Regions from separate parts of the Homo sapiens genome. Here all the other regions are linked to region 1. The links are chromatin loops, found by intact Hi-C in ENCODE. Cell type or tissue: heart right ventricle. All regions are shown on one strand. Region 1 holds the start of PRKG1 (protein kinase cGMP-dependent 1). Region 2 overlaps PRKG1 (protein kinase cGMP-dependent 1). Region 3 overlaps PRKG1 (protein kinase cGMP-dependent 1). Region 4 overlaps PRKG1 (protein kinase cGMP-dependent 1). Region 5 overlaps PRKG1 (protein kinase cGMP-dependent 1). Region 6 overlaps PRKG1 (protein kinase cGMP-dependent 1).

Region 1 (4,000 bases):
AAATTGGATGAGTTCGTAATGTCTTAAGCAAATATTAGGGATTTAGGTACGTATTAGGCAGATATTTGGGGATTCTAAACATGTGTTCCCATGATGGGAGTGTAACACTTGGATAGAAAGGAAGTTACCTAATTGTGATCATTTTGGGGAATATTGAGTGGGCAGGGATGAGGGTGGGAGTGGGTAGAGGTGGGGGTGACTGCAGTATAGTGTACAATTCACTGCAGCCTGCGTGGTCTCCCTCGCTCCTTCACGATTTTCCCTCTTCTTCAAAGTTTGTGTCAGGATGTCTTCCTGGCCATTCAAGTGGAAAGATACATTCCTAACAGCTTGGTTGTGAGGAAAGTAATATTTTTAAAGGTATGATTCAGTTTCAAGATGAAATTTTTGGAGCTCGGGAATGATTTTTAACCCCCACCCTCTCCCCGCCAAATTCAGCAAATGGAAGAAGCAAGGCCCATCCGAGAACTATTCCCAGGCACCAGCTCAAGGCGGAGGGCTCATGGGGAAGCTGAGTGACCTGCTAGGGCCCAAATCCGTTTTTGGCCTTTGCCCTAAAACAGTTCCCCGATGAGAGTTTGGAAGGGGCAGAAAGGAAAGTAACTATCTGGAGCAGGCGAAGAGTAGCAACGCCTCGGGTGCTAAAATCGGAAACCCCACCCCCTACCCCACAACCCTTTCCCAAAGGTAGTAGGCTGAAAGGGGGAATTCCTCGCGGGCGCCGACTCGCTCGCATCTCCTGAGAGGCAAGTTTCTTCGCAAGCGTTAGCCACCTGTGTGAGGCGCTCTGGGTGGGAAAGGTGGCGTGGGAGAAGCGACAGCTCGGCCACACCGCTCGGGAGCTTTCCTTAGTGAGGCCGGCCGTCAAAATACCTCCAGAACTCAGAGCTTTGATGATGCAGAGTCCCCTATGCCTCGTACGTCGCTAGGATCGTAGCTCAACATTCTCCAGGCTGGTCTGCTCTGGAGTCAGCTGAGGCCTCCCGAGTTTGCCCGGGGTCCTCCCTGTCCCCTCCCTCCCACCTCCCCACCCCCGAAGTAGCGCTCCCGCCTCGCTCCACCCGCACACCCCCGGCGCGCCTCGGAGGCTTATCAGGCTCCCCGCACGCCCCGCAAGCTTCCTTGGGCGCCCGGCGCGAGGGACTCTGAGAGCCCAGCCGCTGCCTCGGAGCCCCCATTCACGTCCCCTCCTCCCGCTCCCCCGCCACCGCGCCTCCGACTCTTCTCCCCCGCGCCGCGGCGCCCACCGCGTCTCAGGTTTAATCCCGGGTTGGACCTGCTGGTTTGCTCTCCCCGCTCTGAGCCTCACAGCCAGCCCAGAGAAGTGGAATCTGCACTGAAACTCTGGGTGGCTGGAGCCGGCGGACTGGGCATGCTCAGAAGCCAGGGCTGGCTTTGGTCTCAAGTAGGAAGCTTTGGCACTCGGGAGGCAGCGGCGACTTTGGGGAAAGTTGATCGGAGAGGGGAGGAAGCCTCAAGACGCGGAGCAGCGGCAGGAAGGAGCCCCCGGCAGCCCGGAGGAGCATGGGCACCTTGCGGGATTTACAGTACGCGCTCCAGGAGAAGATCGAGGAGCTGAGGCAGCGGGATGCTCTCATCGACGAGCTGGAGCTGGAGTTGGATCAGAAGGACGAACTGATCCAGAAGCTGCAGAACGAGCTGGACAAGTACCGCTCGGTGATCCGACCAGCCACCCAGCAGGCGCAGAAGCAGAGCGCGAGCACCTTGCAGGGCGAGCCGCGCACCAAGCGGCAGGCGATCTCCGCCGAGCCCACCGCCTTCGACATCCAGGATCTCAGCCATGTGACCCTGCCCTTCTACCCCAAGAGCCCACAGTAAGCAGGGGTGACGCGCCGGGTCCATGTGGCGCCCTGGCGATGGGGAGCTGCGGGTCTCTGTATTGTCTGTCGGCCCCCGCCCCTCCCGCTTGCCATGTCTGTCCTCATCCTCAGAAATGTTTCATTTTAACGGGCACTTCTTGCGGGGCTGTGCACGTTTCTCAGAGCCAGACTCACTGCACATACGTTGCCTTCGTGTCTTTGTCAGATGTCAAGGTATTATTTTTAAATATACATATACATTCGTATAAGCCACCTAGTGTACGTAGAGTTTGAACACGTCCCAGGTGTGTGTCCGACCGTGTGTGTGAGTGTGAGAGAAGAAATAAAAAGCCCCCGTCTCCCAAAAGCCCTGGCAAACCAGCCCAGCTGGAAAATCCTAAATGCAGGCTCATCAGACTTGAAATGAAATGCGTCTGATCACCCATACTTTCTATGCTTTTGTGGCTCTCCCGGATTTCTCTACCTGCTGGCGCTTCACGCTGGTACCCTTCAAACCTGACGTTCTTGTCATCATCAAAGTGTGAAACATAAGCAAATAGGCATAGAAAAAGGAAGAATTTTTGATTTCCTGAATTGGATGACATTTACAATCCATAAATGGAAGACTAGTCTGTTGATTTTGAAGAAATATTTTTTCATAACATATGAGGGAGAAGATTGCTTATTTTACTTAAGAAACGTGCATAATGTTACTAATGGAGCATCTCCATCTCCCAAGAGGTGGTTGCTTGTTTCCAGGGTCAGATACAGATAAGCACACTTATCTTATTTAAAACGTGGACCCATTGTTTGCCTTACTCTTGGCTTCTAATGCAACCACTCTGGCATTGTTCTAGCCTTTTAGGGAACTGTGCAATTCTGATGTTAGTGGGCTTCATAACTTGGATGGGAAAAATTTAATGAAACTTGTTATACAACACTCAACTCAGAGTTCATATGGAGAGTAAAGCGACAGGAACATGAGGTTAACAGAATGTGGGAGAGCACCCAAAAGAACGGCATTTTAAATTAATAGATAATAACGTAATTGATAAAACCAAGGATATTGCTGCTTACTCTACTACTAACGAAATCACATTGGCTGGATGGCACGTGTTACGTAATAATGCAAGGTCCATCGAAACCCTTCACTTCATAAATACAACAAGTTAATATAAGGAGAAAGTAAATATTTGATTATCTCTATTTGTATTTATTGGATGTTTTTTGGGGAGAATCACAGCATGTACCAATTACTACTTTTGAAAACTTAGAGTTATACCTATACATGTTGATTCCCATGGAACATTTGCTGTTCATGCAGGCTTAGTTTAGGGAGGAGTTTGTATTCTGCGAGGGAGTTGGAAAGAGACAATAAGGATAAACATTTCTGAGATTCTGACCTTACCAAATTGCCCTAATAGTTCAGCAGACTTAGATCTGCCTTAGAAACCTGAGTGATCTGAATAAACTTCAACTTTCTCTGGTAAATTAATTTGCAATCCTGACATGCCTGACTGTTTTAGCTAACGAGGTACATGACCATCTCTCCTGGGCCAAGTTTTGCATAATGAAAAAATAACTCAAAGACAGCTCTCTGCATCTTTAAACATTTCATAGGATCTCATTTTTGTATCCGCAGGACTTTTGAGTGACACAGAGCAAACTCTGCTTTTACAAAAAGACCACTTTAATAGGTTTCATAGTGAAGCATGTTGAAGCCAGCTGATAACTCCAGTTACACATTCCATCAGAGATTTACAAGATTCTAGGCAGTAGGGAATGAGCTATACAATGTGATAAGTTTAAAAGCCTCTTTGTACATGACTTGTAGAATATCTAGATTGAAAAACAAACAAACGAAAAAGGTCCAGAGTGGAAAATAAAGCTGGTGTGGCAAATAATTTACAGCATCCCATTATAATAACATTTTATCTATCATTATAATAACATTTTATCTATCAAACAACACTGTGTGTCCTGATACTGATTTCTTACTAATAACTTGTATTTTAAAGGACTCAGCTCTTAAGGTATTGCCATGATGCTTTGGGTGACTCTGAAGTATTTTATTGAGGAAAATGATAGAATGCCTTCCAAGCTTAAATAATTTTGGAAAAACATCTGTTCTTTTTTCACACTTACATAAAGAAAACTAGAAAAAAATTGGCTTGAGTAGT
Region 2 (4,000 bases), 160 kb after region 1:
TGACAATGTTTTCTGTCTTGTTGTTCTTTGAGAGAAAAGACCTATGATGGTACCTCAGTGCAATGGAAAAAAAAATTCTTGACAAAAGGATCAAATAGAAGTGGTGGCACAGTTTCTGGAATATATGACATTATGTTTAAAATTGAGTGCAAATTCTTGTCCTCCCCTGTGCTAGACACGTTTCTTTGCCTGCTTGAATCCACAGCTCCTTCAATAGAATCAACCTGCCCCTACCTTGGCTCCTAGAAGTGTCAGCTGCACTTATCAGGTGACCCATTTCCATTTCTAGCTATGATTAGTTAGTCAGGGATGGAGCCTAATCAAAAGGGAGCTAACCTATTCATTCAACAGAGGTAAAGCAGATTATTTCTCTCAAGAATTTGAACAAAGTGGGCTCAAAGACTCAAGATATTCAGTGATGAGCCCCAAAACTGCAGTGCAGTGTACAAAATGGGCTGTGTAGGTGACCATGCTGAGAATATGCAAGATACATATGCGCAAGAATGTGAATGGTAGAGATGGAAAGAGCAGGCAAAGATAAGAACCTGGTGGAGAATGTAGAAGTAGAATTGAGAGAGAGCTAGAAGGAGCAATGTTAGGATTGACATTGTCACTCCGGTTTCTCTGAGACCACGTTTGACATTGTTGTATTCACATAATAACCATCTGTTTACCTAAGCTACTTTGAGTGAATTCTATTCCTGTAACCAAAAAAGTCTTCATGAGAACACCCCATTTTACAATATAATCCTGTGTGCATAACTATGACTTGAGATCTATTTCTACACTGAAATCTGCAATATGAGATTGTTCTAAGGAAAGCCTCTAAATAACCAAAAAGACTAGACAACCTTCAGTATTAGGGTTTAATAAAAATAGTTAGCATTCTGATATGGGAAATGTATTCCAGATGGAATGTTATTAAGGCTTATCAGTCTAGAGTAAACATGGATGTGTACACCAAATTCTTCAGTATCAGAACCAGATGGCACTCAAAAAGGTTTAATTTCATTCAAATAAGCAATGCCACTTTACCAACTAGAAAGGGGATAAATGAAACTCATTACCTCAGTGTATGGCTTAGGACTCAGATAAATGCATGTGAGAGAGATCCTTAATAGGTGATTGAGATAAATTAGGGAAATTTAAGAAATCTTCTTATACCTTTAAGGGAGACTAGTGAGAAAGATTTTGCTGTCTAACAAAACATTTTCTTGATGTTAGTATTCGATTCCACAATAAGCGGTATCTTTTATTCTAGTGTTCTCTGTGGGTAGTAGGTATGAATTTGCCCTGTGACTCTCAGGTGTCTTGTTACATTCTTCTTATGAATCAGATTATTTTCTCAAGAGTCTGGAGATCTTATGTCATCCTGAAAATGTAGGGAACGGTCTCTTTAGCTTATCAGAGTTAGAATTGAAATGCATATTTTCCAAATTCATATGGACCATATCAAGTTGGGAGCCTGTTTAGTGCCCAATCTGACCTTGGAACACTTTGCCCCACTATGTGACTTTAAATAAGCTTCTTAACTTCTCAGGGTCTTGGTGCTAAGGTCAGTCTTTCTGAATTCATCAAAGGTTTTCAAAGATCCTCTCGCCTTTTGAGATTCTGCATGGTAGTAAAACCCACTTCCTCACTATGGAACCCACCCGTCTTTCTGTGTCAGACAATTTTCTTCTGCTTATGGTTGGGGCCACTCCTCACCTTTAACTAATGAATTCCTTTTCTGCTTTGTGATGAGCTAGTCTTTTCTGCCCAGATTGCACTGAAAGATAGAAGCTGCTGCTTCGTTGTAAGGAGAGCTCAACCTGTTCACAAAGATATCTACCTCCCTACAAATTTTTTTTAGAACAAATATTGCTTGAATACATTTAAGGCAAAAATAAACCAATAAAAATCAGCCTTAGATTTGATAGCTGGGTTGGAATTGAACCTTTAGGTTTTCTTACCAAACAGGATTTATCTCTGCTTCATTAATACATAGCATTAATTTGGCATTTTTATTCTCCACTTTAAATAGAACACGGGAAGACAAAATAATTTTCTTTCAGCAACAAGAAAGTAAAGCAGTAGCAGGAAATCTAGAAAAAAAAATCCTTCTAAATAGGAATTAATATTTTGCATCCTTTTTTTGTATTTTTTTCCTCAATTAGAGTCCTAGCCAATAAACATTCAAGTCAACCAAAAGTATTATTTCTGAATGGAAAAGAAAAAAAATAAAAATATTTCACCGAAAACAAACAACACAGTATAATAACTTACGATTTTTGCTAAATTGATGATCAAATATATTGGACACACTATTTTTTCTAACAATTTATAGGCTGTGAATAGACACATTTTACCTAAGAGTATATACTATCTGTAAGTAGCTTGAAATAAAATCATTAATGTTTTTGATTTTCTATTTCCAAAGAACCAGAATATGTCCTGGTCATGGACATTCAAGCCAGTACTTTCCGTAATACCTAACTATGGCAAGAGTGTTAGAGAGCAAATTATTCTTCCTAAGAACGATATTCCATGCAGGAAGCCAGAGTTACCTTCCATAGAAACACAATTGCTCAAAGAAGAAGAGCTTTCAACTCCCTGGCCAAGCCTTCTTTGAAATGATTCTGTTTTTCTGTTACTTATTGTGGTATCTGGGAAAGGCAGATATTTGCTTACTTGTTTCTCAAATTTAAGATTAAATATTACTATTTTGTTCCTCTTTGGACACAATGGCAGATTTTCTTTCACCAAATATTTATAGAGCCCCGTTAGGTTTAAGTCACTGTCAGGCAATTTGTTCTAAATCACGTTACATCTTGCAGAAAAACAAACAAACAAACAAAACTTCTTTTCTTTGAAAATACTAATAATTGCCATTCTGCATATCATCTTGTACATTACTGTCTGCCTTTGCTGAAAGTTCTTTTGGTTTTTGTCACTTAATGCTCGGGAGATGGATTTTATAAAGACCCACTGCTGAAGCCATTCCTCCACAAGACCTCTTCCAAAATCTTATGATGACTTTTTAATTTATGATGAATTTTAAAATACAATTCTAGATGCTTACTTTTCTGTTTTTGTTACACAGAGATTTTCTGATAGAACAAGTGACAGGGAGAGATGAAAATGAAAAGGATAAAACCATTTAAAAATTAAAAACTAAGTCATCAAAATGGTGAAAATTGGTTAAATTATATACACATACCTCTAAGAAACCAGGAAAGTATGTAAAGCAATTTAGAAAAAACTCCATCAGAAATGGTTAAAAATGAAAAATAAAAAAAAAGAGAGAACCAATTAATATTTGGAGGGGAGAGAAATTTGCAAGATTTCTTTCTTCCCAAGGTCAGTGGTTCTCAAATTTTGAATGTATCAGAATCACCTGGAGGGCTTGTTAAAACAGATTGCTGGTCCCGCCCTTAGAGTTTCTGGTGTAGCTGCTTTGGGGTGGAACTGAGAATTTGCAGTCTAACAAGATCCCAGATGGTACTGATGCTCTTTGAGAACCACTGTTCTAAGAATAAGAACAGTTAATTTTAGTTCCAGAGTATGACTTTTCAGAAGTCATTTGACCTCTTAGCCTCACTTTCTTTATCTGTACAATAGGGAAAATACCTAGATGGCTACCTCATTGACAGGGGAGAGCCAATTAATCAATAAATTTGATAACCCTTAACTGCTGACCTTAACTCTGCAATGATAACCTGTTATACTGATAATTCAAATGCCATTTTATATTATTTTTATACACAGTGTAGAAATGTTTATTTCCTGTGGTATCATGTGTCTTTGTTGTCAGTATTTGTCAGCTTTCATGTGATATTTTTCCCACCTCCCTGTGAACTCAGAAATGAGGAAAGTAGTTTGCATTCCGAATATGCATTTGGGCAATAGTATAGATGTTCATCTATCCAATAAACCAGGTTCTTTTTTTTTTTTTTAATGGAGTCTTGCTCTGTCGCCCAGGCTGGAGTGCAGTGGCATGATCTTGGCTCACTGCAACCTC
Region 3 (4,000 bases), 890 kb after region 1:
AAAATTACACTACCTTGCTCAAAATCTTAAGGTTACTTAGTGGTAGAGCTGGAATTCAAAACCAGACAGACTGATTTTTAGACATAATTTATTTCAGGTGTAATTCAGTAATTAAAGATGAATGACAGGCTCTTCTCTCATAGACTAGACACTCAACATGTTGTGATAGTGTTATGTGAGAAATGTGTACAAATATGCAATCACAGAGTAATTAATCATCATTTTACGATAATTGGAGAAGATTTTGTAGAGGAGAAAATAGTTGAGCTGTGCCTTGAAAGATATCTAGGAATTTGCTAGGCAGTCAAGGATATTACAGTTTGTGAAACCTATCAAAGAGTGTCATGTGGATAGTTCTAATAATATTGAGTACTGCTGCGCAACTGAAGGTGGAAATGTAGAGTACGTTGAGGTAGCATACAAGAGACAAGACTGGAAGGGTAAGCATTGCTTAGAGTCTTGTATCTCAGTTCCAGCTTTGATGCCTCCTAGGTTGGTCACAATTTTTCTCCTTCTCCCCAGGTACTCACTGCTCCAGTTGGGTTTATTCAGTCTGTTGAGTGAGATCTAGGCAGTGAGTGTTTGAATTAGGGCAGGAGTCATAGGGTTTAAAAATTAGAAATAGAATAGGGAGAGAGTTTGGAGGTAAAATTTGTTGGGCTCAGTGACTGATGAAATGTCAGAGGTGAAGGAGATTGAAGTATAGCAGATGATGCCAAGATTTCTAACTGCAGAGAGCCAAGTGGGTGGTGATGCTGTTACTTAGGATGGAAAAAGTTGGAAGATAATTGAATCTTGTGTTCTCTAAATTCATTTCATATTTCCCTGAGTTTTAATGTAAGGGAAATATCTTTCTACTTTGTTTCACATTAAGTATAAACAGAGCTATCACAGATTGAAGATATCAAAATTATGCATATTCATGTATGTACATGATTAGAAATATGTGTGATTTTATATATTCTCCTAGTAGAATCTAGGATCCATTACAGTGTTCTATAGCTGCAGAAACTTCTAGACATCATCTAATCAAGAAGTCAAAAATTTGTTCCCAAAGACCTTTTTACTTTGGTTTCCTTTTTTTTTTTTTAAGCCAAACCAACCAGAAAACAAACAAAAACATTGAAAAGGAAATTATTTTGGATGGGTACCATTTAGCATCCTTATCCTCTTACTTTAGAACCTCTGAACTCATTTAAATGAGCTACCTGCTCTAACAGGCACTTGAGTTTTCTACCCTTGAGCTAATTCAACCTTCTCATTGACTAGATGTGAAACTGGGTTAGTTTAACAGACTTTGGAAACAAGGTATGAAGGAGGGAAAAAACAGGAGCAGTAGTTATACAACAAAATAGTTGCATAACTTATATAAACTATAATAATTATAAGACTATAAAAATATTTATGGGAGTAAGATACTTTTAAACAAGATGGGATATTTTTTCCTGCCCCCTCCCCACCACACCCCCCACCAAAAATAACCGTTTTCTATTTTTTCTGTTCATGTAGTGTCACATTGATTCTATATCGTTACCCACAGTGCCACCTATTGGTAAAATAAAGACGACGTAACCAGTTTTTCTGTAACCCATATTTGGTACCAGAGTCTTAAGAAATCTGCCCTGGATTTTCGCAGGCAGATGTTAGAAAGCAGATTGTCTGTGATCCAACTGAAATGGGAGATGAATCACGTGTTTTATGCAGAGATGCTCAAGCTTGTCATTTAGAAGAACTCCAAATAGGATCTCAAAAGCATGATATCCGACTTCCCCAGTTCGTGGTTCTGCCAACAAAGAGCCTGTGAAACTGCTTAGGGATTCTAAGAATTTAGATTGTTCCCACATATTGGGATGCAAATTGTTTTATATGCCATGCTACTCAGGCGTGATTGTTGCTTTTTAGCGACAGCAAGTTGAAGTATTGAGCTCATTTGATATGTGTTCTGCCAGTCTTCATGTTATCACACAGGCTATTAAGTGCCAAAAAAGGCATTAGTTTCACTGAATATATTTAATTTTTAAAAGTTAGTTTTATAAGGTTAGTGAATGTAATTTTCTCTTTCTTCATTATAAGCTTTTCTAGAGAAGGATATTATTTCTACAGAACTAACATAATACCAAATACAGTTGTCTTGATATTGTGGGGGGAGGATTGGTTTCAGGATCCCCTTAAATACTAAAATCCATGCATGCTCAAGTCCCACAGTGGGTTCTGCTGAACCACAGATATGAAAAGTTGACCCTCGTGTCCACGGGTTTTGCATCCCAGGAATACTGTTTTTGATCTGCGTTTGGTTGAGAATGAGGAACCTGCAGATGTGGAGGGCCCACTGTATTTATTGAAAAAAAAGAATCTGCATTTAAGCAGACCTGCACAATTCAAACCCATGTTGCTCGAGTCAACTGTGCAAAGTAAGGTGTGGTATATATGGTTGCAGGAGTAATTAATACATTTAACAGATATCAGCAATTGGTGCTCAAGTGCACATGCAATAACACACACCCAGAAAGGTACACAGTAGAGATGGATGTGGTAAAGTACAAACATTGATGACTTCCCTCTTCTATGCTCTTTGAATAAAATGCTAGATTCATGGTGATTGTTATTTGTTTGAAATCAAAAGATTTAGTCATATCCTCCCTCCCACAAGCTGTTATTGTCCAAATTTTTACGTGTATTACCAGAATGTATTTCTGGTTAGCTTTGCTCACTTTTGAGTTTTTATTTGTTGTGTATTCGATACTTGAGGTAGTTTTTGGAGGCAAGCTGTACTGACATTGTTGCAGCTACTCTTCCAGTTATTTAGAGACCAGGTAGTGATCCCAAGTAAGCCACCAGAAGACTGATCTGTGATATCCACGTCAGGAAAGACAAAATTGTTCCCCAGTTAAATAAAAAATTAAGTAAATAAAAATGGAAAAACTAGCACCATCGGACATCATGCCCTTTTAAAGAAATTGGGGTTTAAAAGCAAGTTGTATTTAGATTGAAGGGCTATGGGGACAAAAATCCAAAATCTATCCACCAAGGAGAGGCAAGTTAAAGGCTTGAAAGCAAAGAGTACACCACAGGCTGGAAGACTCTTGGTTGGGAGAGAAGGGTCAGGAAGGAGCTCGGGAAGAATGATTCTTAAAAACTAGCACCAAGGATGGGTAGGAGCACTAGCCCTGGAGCTGGACATCTAGGGTTCAAATTCTGGGAGCTTTGTCAGATACTGAGGCATTCAGAATGGTGGGTGGGAACACTAGTCTTGCAGCTGTACAGCCTTGATTCAAATCCTGCTTCCCCCTATTATAGCTGTGAGATCTCGGTTTCCTTACCCAAAGATGGGTAGACTCAATTTAGTATGACTGTTCTGTGAATTCCATGAAATAATAAATACAAATAGGATGATCATAGGTCTTGAATGGCTAATTTAGCTCCAGATTTCTTTTTCTTTTCTTTTCTTTTCTTTTTAAAGTGAGATATTATATAAGCCACGATGGATTTGGTAAACCTCCCTTTGATTTGCAGCTGTGGTCATGGTCTCTTCCTGTGTTCATTGAGACTAAATTTGGAGTTCACCAGGGATAATCCTGCTTTTTTTTCCTGACTCTTTCCAGATATAATTTAACTAATGTAATGTCTACCTTTCAAGGACAGCATATTAGGCTTTGACTGTAAAACAAAGTGCACAGGGGAATGTGGTCTAGGCACATGTAGCTCCTGATGTGGAGTGGCTGTAGGAGAAATATTCAGCACTAATGTCCCTACCAATATATTTGTTGGCAGCCACTTGAGCCTAGCTCTATGTTTATATTAATATCTTCAAAATGTTTGAGGCTACAAGGAATTTAATCGGTGAGATGAGTGGGGGAAATGTGAATTATTATGGAGTAGGTTTATCTTAACTATTTTGTGTGGAAAACAGAAGCTGAGAAATCTTTCTAGTTTGAGTTTATCAAGAAAGGCTGGATGCTCTCAGTGTAGTTTTGTCATTTATCATAGTAGAAATGTACAC
Region 4 (4,000 bases), 170 kb after region 1:
GTCTCATCAGTAGTTCTGAAGGTCAGGAACTCTCTCTTTCAAATTATGCCTCTTTAATATCTAGAAATGTATTCACAGGACAAATGTTTTGTATTTATGTATCTAATTGAAGAAATACTTCCAGATCAAACAAAATCCTGCAGGGACCTGTAAAATATCAAAAGGACTATCACCTTGAACACCAAGAGGGGCCTCCTCTGTGTAGCCTGGATGGAAAATGCCTAAACATCCTTGGTAGTCAATGGAAGAAAACTCCCTACTTAAAGGAATAAAAGGCTGGGACAATAAAAGTACTGACCTCTTAGGGATCTAAGGAAAAGATTCTGGACCAGAATGGGCCTAGGCTTGAAGTGGATCTCTTCCAAAAGAATAGTGAATAGTTTTTATCTTTTCTAAAAGATGGATTGAATGGAATTCTTCCATTTGTAGTAGTTCTTGTAAGTTTAATTAATTTTGTAACATCTTTTGAGAATTTACCACATGCCACTCCTTGAGCTGGGTGCTTACTATGTGTTTATTATTTTAACCCTCACAACAACCTCAACACCCTCATGAAGTAGGTCCTATTAGGATCCCTGTTTTGAAGATGAACTGAGGCTCATGTTTAGCCCAAGTTCACTGAGCTAGTAACTGGCAAAGTTAGAATCTGAAATGAAATCTGCCTGATGTCAGAATGATGTTGTTCATTCATAGGCTGATATTCTTAAGGCTCTACCCCAAGACAATAGTCACGGCGTCATGGCACAGGCAGCCTGTGGAGCTAGCTCATTTGCTCCAATCCAAAAAAAAAAAAGCCAAAGAACCTCCTTTAGCTAATTGCTTCTCTTTCAGGGAATCATCGAATTATCAGAGTTGGGAGAGATGTTAGCAAACATTTATTCACATATTTGAAGAGGAAAGATAATCACACAATTTAAGACGAGGAAGCTCATCTTAATTTAAGCCGAGGGAGGTAAAGTAATACCCTGCTTTAAGTCAGTGAATTAGCAGCAGAATTAGAATCTGAACTCTGATATCCTTATATTAGCCTACTGCTAATTCCTCCTAAGGCAAGAATAAACAGCTTTACAGATTAGGCCTGCAAACCCAAACCTATAAAGTGACAGCATATGTCACAATTCACATAACAGATGTTGTTTTAGGTTGCAATTGTTGTCAACTACTCTTTCTGCCAAAGTCTCTCTTTTTTAGATCATCAGAGCCCATCTGACAACCTGTAGAACTTCAGAGGCAGAGAAAAGAATTATTTCTCCCTGTCCTGTGCTGTCCTTAAACCTGAGAGGGTCATGCCTGACCTGATGAAAACACCCTTAAAAAATCAACCATCCAGTAGTCCAAAGCCAATTTCAAAACTGCTTTATTTGCATAAGCAATATTTAGAACCCTGGATACCAAAGATCCACATCATTGCCAGTGGAGAATGGCTTTTTTGCCCTCTATGCTGGAACAATAAAAAAAAAAAAAAGATGAATAATGTAACAGTCTGGCTTGAAACAAAAAGATTGCTGAATAAGGTGGGAAGCTCCCAGAACTGAAATTCAAATAGAATAATAGCATGGATTGTGATGAGGAAGGCAAGGGAAGTCGTCCTATATATAAATGACTGGGTGAGAAATTCTCTAATGAGCACATACAGGATAAAAGACAGGAGGCTGGGAGAAGAGCCCAATAACCAAGCGCAAGTGTCAGAAGCCTGTAGAATGTGTCAAAGGGAGAAAATGCCAAAGATGAGAAAAGTTTATAAGTATGTTCAGAACAAGAAGATAGAAGGTGATTGGATGAGTCAACCAAAAGCCCCTCTAGGATAACAAGTCCTACTTTGTCTTCCCCCAACACATAACAGTTTCTCTATCAAAGGAAATAAATATTAGATTGGATAGGGTATAATACTAGTGAGAAGAAGCTGAAGCCCAAAGATATGAGGAAATTTTAAACCACTACATTGGTGCAGTAAATTCAATTCAGCAAACAGTTATTGTGCATCTGTAATACCCTGACATTTTCCTAGGTACCAGCAATGATGTCCATTTCGAGGTGAGTAAGATACAATCCCTGCCCTCAAGGCTCGCAGTCTAGGGGTAAAACAAACATTAGACAAGTTAGTTATGTAACACTGGGATAAATGCAATTGCTATGTTGATCTTTGTTACTTTATAGAGTTACAAAGAATGGGAGAGGAGCAGGAAGATTGTAATTGACCAGAGGTTGATATAATTTTTGAAAAGAAGCTCAATCCCCCAATTTTTAGATTAATTAGCTTGGTGGGATGATGCCAATCATGAGCAAAAATCTGGAATCAATTAGTGAAAATATAGTGAACACTAAGACAGGTTGCAGGTGATCACTGAGAATCATCTTGAGTTTACTAAGACAGATTATACCAAAGTGATTTAATTTCTCTCTTGGAAAAAAGTGAATTAGATTTGGAGGGAGGCTGGAGACCCGGTGTAGACATACTGGATTTCTGTGAATGTTTCACTAGGTCTTCAATGGCATGCTTGTGAATAATAAGAATTGATATGGTGCTAATACATTGAGATGGACTTGGAAATGCCCCTTAATTAGTAGATATCAGTTAGAAGGAAGGCTTTTTGGTGGGGGATTGTAAGCCCCTTAGCCTTAGTGTGACTGTGTTCATCCTTTCTTTCCTGACTTGGATGATGTATCAGTGAGAGAGCCCACAGGACACAGACAGCTGACTTAAGCAGGGAAATTTGAGGAGAGTTTATTAAAAGGACTATTTACATGTGGACATGTTTTAAAGGAACTGATAAAGAGTAGTGCAGAGTCTCAGGTCTGTTCACCACCACTGGCCTAATGGGAAAAGCTCAGTCCCTGGAATAGCTGTGAAGCCAGAGCAGTCAGCAGAAGGCTCTTGCCCTGGTCAGGGTGTAGGATCACCATTTCCTGGCATTGCTCTGGCGGACCTTATGTTTTTCCCTGCTGTGGTGTATGTGCAGGTGCCTACCTAGTTCCCCATGTTCTTCCTCCTCCCTGGACTCATCGTCTGTACAGAGACCTAAAGAAATTGTTTTCCCTTTTCTGGACATCAGCCATTTTTCTGTGTTGATTTGTTGCTTCTGAAGACCTTCATTAGATAGATCTTTCCTGATGTAATCCATCATGGCATGGGCAGTTTCATTCCCCATAGTGCTGGTGAGCATTTGGCAAGGTCTCTTTTCATATACCTGTGAACAAGGACTATGGGCCTGATGCCAAGACTTAAATGCACCTGGAAATGCTAATTAATTGGTAGATATCAGTAGATATACTCCTAGAGAAGCAGGGCTGGAAACGGAACAATTACATTTGCAGGAGAGTATTACTTGACTTCTTATATTGCCTTCTGCCATTTTCCTGGTTAATTTCTAAAGACTCTTCTTACTGCTTTGGTAAATAAATTATTCTTAGACCAATGATGCTCAGAGTGTGCAGTAATTATCCCTAACAAATGTAACAAACGAGTTTTGAATTTTGTTCTATTGTGTTGATGTTGTCATGTTTTGTTTCTTTTGCAAGCAATAGAATCTTTCTTGGCCCAATGTTCAAATAACCTTTTTCTTATTTGAGCACATATAAACACACAATCAATAAAATTTCCCAAGAAGGAACAACATAAATATTTTAAAAATATATCATAGATACTTTACATAAAATGTAATACCTATGGGACTATTTAAAACTTATTAGTTATTTGATTAGATTTTCATTTATTTATGTGGCAAATTGAAATTAAGGAAACTAAGCATTTGAATTGAGTGTAGGAATATTCCCTTTCTTCCTTTTTTTTTTTTTTTTTACCATTTATATTGTCAAGGTGAATCCAAGATAATGATTTGTTGCAGGTAGCCTGAAATCTCAATATCATTTCTGAGGTCACCCTCATGTCTAGGGGGATATGTAGAGTAGATCATATTTATTTATAGAACATTCAGTGGTTCTTTCTCACACACACACACTCTGCCTCCTCCTCCCAATTCCCCCTGCTGTGGAGTCTCTA
Region 5 (4,000 bases), 72 kb after region 1:
AACACATAGTGGTGGTGTGAGTTGCTGGGTTTCAAAGGACTAACAGTAACATCATGGCACTCAATGTATGCCCTGATGATAGGGTTGCCCAGGGTGGTGAGGAACTTGTTTATAGTGTATTCATGCTGACCTTGTTGGAAACAAATGAGTTCTGAGAAATTTCAATTATTTAGTGCCTTGAAAGGTAAGAAAAAAATACTTTAAAACATTGAATTGCAATTAGACATATAAATATCTGACATTTTTTTTCTCAGTTATTACCCTGTTTTGCTGTTTGGGCATCTAAACTTCAGAAATAGAGTTAGTTCTTAATAGATCAGGCCACATAGTTCTTAAATTATGTAATGAAATGCGTACGGTCTTATTTATTCTCAGGCAAGGCACTTTACGTTAGTTCTGTGAAACTTCACGGTTTTAATTCCATGATATGAGAGAGGAAGCTTACAGGAGAAGAGCTTGATCTGGATTCTTTTGGAAACTGCTCTATTTTTAGTTAGGCTCACGCGTAAAATGCATCTCTAGAGAGCTGAATGACTTGAATAGTTGAATGGGAGACTTTTAATATTGACGTTTTGGAAGTGGATGAACACCTAAAAGAACAACAATTTTCTTTTTCCTCAATTAATATAAGCCTGCCCCATCTGTTAACATCTAACTAGTGATTTCAAGAGCTACTTAGCATTGCTCCTAGTCAATGACAATGAGGTGAGAGTATTAGTTAAAATGGAGAATACTAGCTGTATTTTTAGTTTTAGAGAAAACTCCATACTGTTTTCCCTGGCTATACTAATTTACATTCTCACCTACAGTGTAAACTTTGGGAGGCTGAGGCGGGTGGATCACAAGGTCAGGAGATCGAGACCATCCTGGCTAACATGGTGAAACCCCGTTTCTACTAAAAATACGAAAAAACAAACAAACAAACAAAAAAAACAGCCAGGCATGGTGGCAGGTGCCTGCAGCCCCAGCTACTTTGGAGGCTGAGGCAGGAGAATGGCATGAACCCGGGAGGCGGAGCTTGCAGTGAGTCCAGATCACACCACTGCACTCCAGCCTGGGTGACAGAACAAGACTCTGTCTCAAAAAAAAAAAAGAAAAAAATGTAGTCCCTTTTCTCTGCATCCTCTCTAGCATTTTGTTATTTTTTGTCTTTTTGATAATAGTCATTTTAACTGGTTTAAGATGATGGCTCATTATAGTTTTGATTTGCATTTCCCTAATGATTAATGATGTTGAGCATTTTTTCATATACTTGGCCATTTGTATGTCTTCTTTTGAGATATGTTTATTCAGATCACATGCCCATGTTTTAATCAAATTATTATTATTATTATTATTATTTTAAGTTCCTTGTATTTTCTGAACATTTGTCCTTCGCTTGAAGCTTGCAAATATTTACTCCCATTCTTCAGGTTGCTTCTTCACTCTGCTGATCATTTCCTTTGCTATGAAGAAGCTTTTTATTTATTTTTTGACATAGTCCCATTTGTGTATTTTTGTTGTCTATGCTTTTGAGGTCTTATTCTTAAGACCTTTGCCTAGACTCGATGTCCTGAAGCAATTCCCCTCCTTTTTCTTCTAGTAGTTTTATAGTTTGGGGTCTTACATTTAGGTCTTTAATCCATTTTGAGTTGATGTTTTGTATATGGTAAGATTTAGAGATCTAGTTTCTAGAAATCCTGCTGGGTATTTATTCAAAGGAAAGAAAATCAGTATATCAAAGAGATATCTGTACTCCCATATTTATTGCAGCACTAGTCACAATAGCCAAGATACGGAATCAATCTAAATGTCCATCAACAGATGAACAGATAAGGAAATGTGGTACATATACCCAACAGAATACTATTTAGCCATAAAAAAGAATGAAATCCTGTCATTTGTAGCAACATAGATGAACCTGGAGGACATTGTGTTAAGTGAAATCGGTCAGTCACAGAAATATAAATACTGCATGTTCTCACTAATATGTAGATTGAATGCATAAAAGTAAAGAGCAGGATTATAGTTATTAGAGGCTGCAAAGAGTAGGGATGAGGGAAAGATACTGAAGGGTTGGTTAATGGATAAAAAATTATAGCTACATAAGAGGAATAAGTTCCAGTGTTCTATAGCACTGAAGGATGAATATAGTTAACAATAATTTATGGCATATTTTCAAAAAGCTAAAAGAATTTTAAATATTTCCAACACAAAGAAATAACAAATGTTTAACGTGATGGATATGATAATTACCCTGACTTGATCATTACACATTATGTACATGTATGAAAATATCACTCTGTATCCCATAAATATGTACCGTTACTACATGTCAACTAAAAGTAAAAGGAAAAAAAAAACGAAGGAAAATTAAGTTACCATCTGAATGACATTTGGGCAAATAAATATTTTATGGGCTATCTTCCCTTTCCACATCATTGTTTTTAGACTATTAATATTTCCTCATGATTTCATGATTTAATTCAAAGGAACTAAATAATCTATTTTAGAACTGCAGGAAAAAAGTTAGAAGGCAATTGACAATTGGTAAATATTACAATGTATGTAATAAAAGATAAATATTATTGTTCACCAAATAACTATGTCGCTAACATTAATTTTGGCCAGTGATTCCTTTGTTTTGTATCAAATGCTAATTATAGGTCTGAATTTGGCAAACAGTTTTAATTTCCTCATGACTATTTTTGTCATAAGATTGGGATAGCTATAGCAGAGTTGGTTGATGTGAAAATACAGTGTGAACCTTGTTGAAAACTGGTTTGTGGTTTTGAGGGAATATCTAAATTGGCCAATAACTTTGCAGGATTAAATTTTATCTTTATGTGGGCTGGTTGGTAGTTCTTAGCTCTTAGCCAGCTTATATCTGTGGAGTTCATTCAGAAAAGTTGTTAGGCAAGAAATAGGATCCATGGTTTGGGCAGAATCTTAACAATTGTGGCAGCAACAGGACTACCAATTTTCTTTCTTATAGGTATTAATCAAATATTTCACAATAGATGGATGGAGTTGTCCTTTGAAAATAACTCGGAATTAGAAACTTTTAAGAGGCTCTGCAAGGAGTATGTCTGTGTGAAAGAGCTGTGGACTGTCATGTCCTCAATGAAGACTTGGATGTCTGAGTTCCCAAATGGATAGACAATACTGTAGGCCAAGGTGACTGTGAAAATCATTTATTGCTTCCCCTGACATTTGATCCCAAAGTTGACCATTCAGTGCAAAAGAAAATTAGTGAGTGATGTTTTTGGTTAAAAATTTTTATTATAGAAGATTTGTGCTACATTTTCAGATTGCTTTCGCTGATTTCCATTCTTAGCAATAACTTAATAGCTTTGACTATGTCTTTTAAAGTGCCTGGAAGTCTTTTTTAATCAAAGAGATCAGATGTTAATGCTCACATTTCTGGGCAAGGCTGTTCTTGGCATGTTTACTATTGCCTGTGACCTGACTGAGGGCGAAACTGATCTAAAACATGAGTGAAAGTAGAGAGTGGGCACACTTCAGGCCTCTGGAGATAGTTCTTGAAATTGAGATGAGACCTAATTCTCTCCTAATATGTAAGAGTTGCCTGAGAGTAAGTGATTTAAATTCCAAATAAATGTAAGCTTTATGAGACAGTGGTTCCCAAGAGTTTCAATTATAAAACTCCCTTATTAACATGATAATCAATTTTGCTTTCAGTATTCATTAATTGATGAAATCCACAACAGAAAACCTCCACAAATTTAGTAACATTTTAAAGTAAATTTATATCATTTATTCTTTATGTCTGTTATATTGTCTATAAATCATACCCCTTTTTATAGTCCTTCACTGGTGTTTGGAATAAAACTCTTTATTGTAGTCTTCAAGGTCCTATGAAACCCATCCCCTGCCTACCTCAGTGATCTTATTCTCCCATCCCATTCCTTCTTTCTCACTGTATGCTTCAACCATACAGGTCTCCTTTCTGATCCTTGAATATATCAAGGTCATTCCAAACTCTACACCTTTGTCCTTG
Region 6 (4,000 bases), 310 kb after region 1:
TTTGGCTATAAAGTCCTTGCAGTCCATCACACCTCTTTTTAGAGATGAATTCTCCCAGCAGGAATAGTTACTACCTGTTTATTGCCAACCCAATGATGAACCCTTGCTGTTTTCTGCCTGTTTCACTTAGGAAGGCTTGGTACCTGAATTGATATTGAAACATTCATATGACAAATATTCGAAAGGCCAGCTTTTAGCTTTCTGGCTGGTTAAGTGCCACATAGCAGGACACAAAATTATTTCATGTAGTTTGCTAACTCCCTTTAGTTGTTATTTCTTTTAAACATATTAAGTTGTATTTTCATTTCTACACATGGAGTCATTTCCCTTCTCCTCCATTATGTTCTAATATATTTCATTCTATTTGGACTTATCTAAGTTGCACTGGTTTTCTAAAAGTGACTGCTGCTACTGATATATTTTATTATTAATAATAAACATTTAATGTTGGGCATATGGTATGAAGTCATTTTTAAAATTAAATCCAGTTTTTTACTATCTAAATTAAGAATGTCAGCTTTGAAGTTAGTGGGTTGACTGACAATGATATTTTTGTTTTTTCATTTATTTCTTAAAGTGTTTAACATTTAATGTTCTAATTTAAGAGTTGAAGAAATGATGTGGTATATTTTTGAAACTTACTTTTATCAAACCCTAAAATACATTTTTGTTTCAAGCCATATATAAGACCGTTACTATGAGTTGGTGTTTTGAATTGGGACACTTTCTTTTCATTAGTAATGTATATTCCCCCTTTTATTTTAAAGTGTTCCCTATAGCCATCACATATTGCCACAGTTTGGGGGCATATGTGAAGACATCTGATCTGACTCTCTTACTTCTGAGGTAAAGAAACCGAGTCCAGTGAGACTAGCTCAAATAGTGACAGATCAAAGATCAGATGCAAACCCCCTGAATTTAAGTCCAGGACTCTTTTATTACACCACACAAATCTCTTTTGATGCCTAAAATCACTAAGATTTCTTTTTAAATTTTCTGTCCATGATAAATATTTATATAGTCTTGAGCCTCAAGTTAAAGTTTAGCTTACCAAAGGCCCTATGAATATGAGAATCAGAAATCTGGAGGGAAATATTAGCTTTTCAGTAAAAGGGCAACAGTGTTTTTGAAATGTTCAATGTCATGTGAGGAAAAAAAAATTCTGTCTTTCCAATTAAATTCTCCTAACACTCAACGATGCCTCTAGATTGTTTTGGTAACTTTATAATTCTATAACATATTTTATAAAAACAAATTGTCTAGGAAAGTTGTCAGTAAACTCATGTCAAAGTAAGTACACTGTGAAAATAATGTAGTTGACTCTGTACTGTAATAAGGAATACCAACCAGCAAGGTGGTCTGGTTAAAAGGAAGTTTTTTTCTCACCAGCGTTCTAGTTTTTTGGTTGCTAGTGGAAAATAACAGAAATACATTTGCAATAAAGACAAATTATGAATTCTGTGCAACTGACAGCAGATCTAATGAGGGTCCTTTGAAACATGGTAATTGATTCCAAGTTGCTATTGTATTAATACAAAAATAGGTTTCTTCTTAAATCTGTCTATCTAGGTAATGCTTCAGGGATGCAATATAATTGTACTGACCAGGCGTATAACTTGTGATAGCCAATTACAGGATTTTTGTAGGAAAAGTTGCCTCTGATGTAGTTTGGAAACAAGAGTTCTGATTAAACATTCCTTAAGAAACGAGTACAAATCTTTTTAAAAGATATCTTGTTTTTCCTCTTTCTTATGACCAATTTTCATAACTTTTACAGCTTTGCTTCCGTTATGCAAGTGGCCTTTTAATCTTATGCAAAGACATTACTCTTAGAGAAATAACTTTTTTATTCCTTATCCTGGTGCCCCATGCCACAGAATAAAAGCGGTCAGTCCTGGTTAGGAAAAGAACCCCACAGATAGAAAACCTAAAAATAATATTCAAACACCGATCATTCTTTTACACTCCTCACAGTACTAGAATTACTTAACTAAATTTCATCTCTATTGATCACCCCTAACATGCCGCCACAGCTGTACAGTTTCCTTGGTATTGCCTGTCAGCCACTAGGGGGCATCCTGGGGCAGGCAGACAGCTCTAGGTTTGCACTTTCACCCTTCTACTTGGTGGGTGTCCCATCAAGTCCTTGGCCAACTTAGTTAAGCTCCCTTATTCTCAGTAACTTCTTTTTAAAAATTGAGATAATAATACTAGATTAGCTTATAAGTTATTTTCCATATATAGAGAAATAATAATGCTGGATTAGCTCACAAATTACTTCCCATATACAGATGGATTATTGAGTAATACATAAAATGATAAGGGAACAAGAACATCTTGGAACTAAGAAATGTCACTTTCAGTGACTTTTCTGCCAGCAGCCCAATCGGACAGCTGTATTCCATCTTAGATAGGGAGATGGAGGGCTCCCAGAAGGTTGCTTTGACTCTTTCAAATTCTTGAAATTCCCATCTGTGGAAAAGTATGTTTATGGACCCAAATGAATTTCAGTCCACTGGCCATATGCAAAATCTGGCAGAATGTCATCCCTCCCTAATTGCTTGATTCTAGCTAGAGCCAATGTGCTTGGTAAGCAGGAATGTTTGTGGTCGAGGCATTCAGTTGAATAAGCTGAATTAAAATGTTTCAAAACTCCATACACACTTCAGTTGATAGTACAGCATTTAAGGCAGAATCATGTGGAACACATCCAAAGTGCAAAACTCTGTGGGAATTCCACCAAGCCACATACCATGGCTTTATATCTGAAATGACTAACTGGAATCACTGGGTGAGGCTCTTGGCAGTGTCCATTTATGGCCCATAAAGTTGGCTTCAACTTTACAGACAGGTTCATATTCCTGGAAACTGCAGGCTGCTAAATACATTGATATACACATTCATGACATGCGTATATTCATAGGCACTTTGAAACTTGTTTCAAGGTGACAATCAATATGTTTACATACAATTCAACTTCAGGTTATAAAATTATCATTAAGCAATATGTTCATGGGAAAGAATTTTGGAGAAAACTTAGTCTTGACTCCCTAGGATAGCTTTGAAGATAACACGAGTTCATGTGTACCTATAAATATCATTGCAACACTGCATAATACTTAGTCTATCAACAATTTTCTTTTTCCTTTATTATTACATTAGTATACCTAAAGTCCATGGTGGTATTTACTTTCTTAAGGTGAGGTTAAGGCTTCTTCCTTATAACAACAGGTAACACCAACTGAAGTACTCTAGTAGAGGGACTCACATTTATTCAGGAGTTGCCATTTGCTAGGCAGTAAGCATTGATTATTACCACGTATAATTTTGCCTCGAGGGAACATTTGGCAATATCTAGAGACATTTTCATTGTCATTACTGTTACCTACAGGGTAGAGGCCATGGATGGTGCTAAACATCCAACAATGCACAGGAAATCACTCCACAACAAAAAATTATCCAGTCCAAAACATCTATTATATAATCCTATGGTTGAAAAACCCTGCGCAAAGATAATTGGTTTTGATTTAGTCTTCGTAAACATCATTTGAGGTGGATTATGGTGTTATCCTCATTTCTCAGAGGCAGAAATTGTAGCACTGAGAGGGGGAGAGGCTGTCCAAGATTGTAGAACTTGTGGAGGAGTGCAAATTTGGCTTATTCTAGAACCTAGTTTCTTCATCCTTGCTCTCTAAGGGTAGAGTCCGAAACAGAACTCTTTTTTCTGCTTCCAGAACACATTGCTGCCTTCTTAGTTAATTACTAGAATGAATGATTATAAAACTTACCTCCTGCAGAGTGAGTGAGTTTTAAAAATTTGTTTAAAACAACAAAAGAATTCACATATTGTGTAACTTTGGATTTAGGGTACCATTGAAATTGATTTCCTTAGAGGTGTGCTAGAGGCAAAGTTTGCTAATCTGGTTGGTGGAAGAGTACTGGTGGAATCTTTCTTTAGGTTTCTCTCTATGTTTAAGTTCCTGCTTGCACCTGTGCTAGT

Evidence for each region. A loop is a pair of places that touch in the nucleus more often than their neighbours do. Peaks named below come from ENCODE experiments on the same cell type or tissue, not always from the same donor. Only the 100,000 strongest peaks of a DNase experiment are listed, where the experiment ranks them.
Region 2: a loop joins it to region 1, with 2.4 times the contacts of the local background. A loop is called at or near these places in 18 of 110 quality-filtered maps.
Region 3: it touches region 1 in a loop (4-fold over the local background); 37 of 110 quality-filtered maps call a loop at or near these places.
Region 4: it touches region 1 in a loop (4-fold over the local background); 17 of 110 quality-filtered maps call a loop at or near these places.
Region 5: a loop joins it to region 1, with 3.0 times the contacts of the local background. A loop is called at or near these places in 2 of 110 quality-filtered maps.
Region 6: it touches region 1 in a loop (2.6-fold over the local background); 11 of 110 quality-filtered maps call a loop at or near these places.

Annotation. Positions count from the first base shown.
Region 1 is chr10:51,073,067-51,077,066 of GRCh38, forward strand. PRKG1 (protein kinase cGMP-dependent 1) reads left to right here and starts at 1,421. Exons shown (of 18, transcript NM_006258.4): 1 at 1,421-1,835. The coding sequence starts at 1,525. In heart right ventricle, no CTCF peak of the experiment used is centred here; DNase peaks (open chromatin) are centred at 825 and 1,545; H3K4me3 peaks cover 4,000 bases; H3K27ac peaks cover 2,243 bases.
Region 2 is chr10:51,232,588-51,236,587 of GRCh38, forward strand. All of the region lies in intron 2 of PRKG1 (protein kinase cGMP-dependent 1), which reads left to right. Among named protein-coding and RNA genes, the nearest start is that of MIR605, 65 kb to the right of the region's middle. In heart right ventricle, no CTCF peak of the experiment used is centred here; no DNase peak of the experiment used is centred here; H3K27ac peaks cover 476 bases.
Region 3 is chr10:51,959,046-51,963,045 of GRCh38, forward strand. All of the region lies in intron 5 of PRKG1 (protein kinase cGMP-dependent 1), which reads left to right. Among named protein-coding and RNA genes, the nearest start is that of CSTF2T, 260 kb to the left of the region's middle. In heart right ventricle, a CTCF peak has its summit at 1,549 (motif pointing left); no DNase peak of the experiment used is centred here.
Region 4 is chr10:51,240,527-51,244,526 of GRCh38, forward strand. All of the region lies in intron 2 of PRKG1 (protein kinase cGMP-dependent 1), which reads left to right. Among named protein-coding and RNA genes, the nearest start is that of MIR605, 57 kb to the right of the region's middle. In heart right ventricle, no CTCF peak of the experiment used is centred here; no DNase peak of the experiment used is centred here; H3K27ac peaks cover 3,482 bases.
Region 5 is chr10:51,145,108-51,149,107 of GRCh38, forward strand. The region is part of intron 1 of PRKG1 (protein kinase cGMP-dependent 1); the gene reads left to right. Among named protein-coding and RNA genes, the nearest start is that of PRKG1, 73 kb to the left of the region's middle. In heart right ventricle, no CTCF peak of the experiment used is centred here; no DNase peak of the experiment used is centred here; H3K27ac peaks cover 1,125 bases.
Region 6 is chr10:51,387,458-51,391,457 of GRCh38, forward strand. The region is part of intron 2 of PRKG1 (protein kinase cGMP-dependent 1); the gene reads left to right. Among named protein-coding and RNA genes, the nearest start is that of MIR605, 90 kb to the left of the region's middle. In heart right ventricle, CTCF peaks have their summits at 2,079 (motif pointing right) and 2,279; DNase peaks (open chromatin) are centred at 2,087 and 2,455; H3K27ac peaks cover 1,767 bases.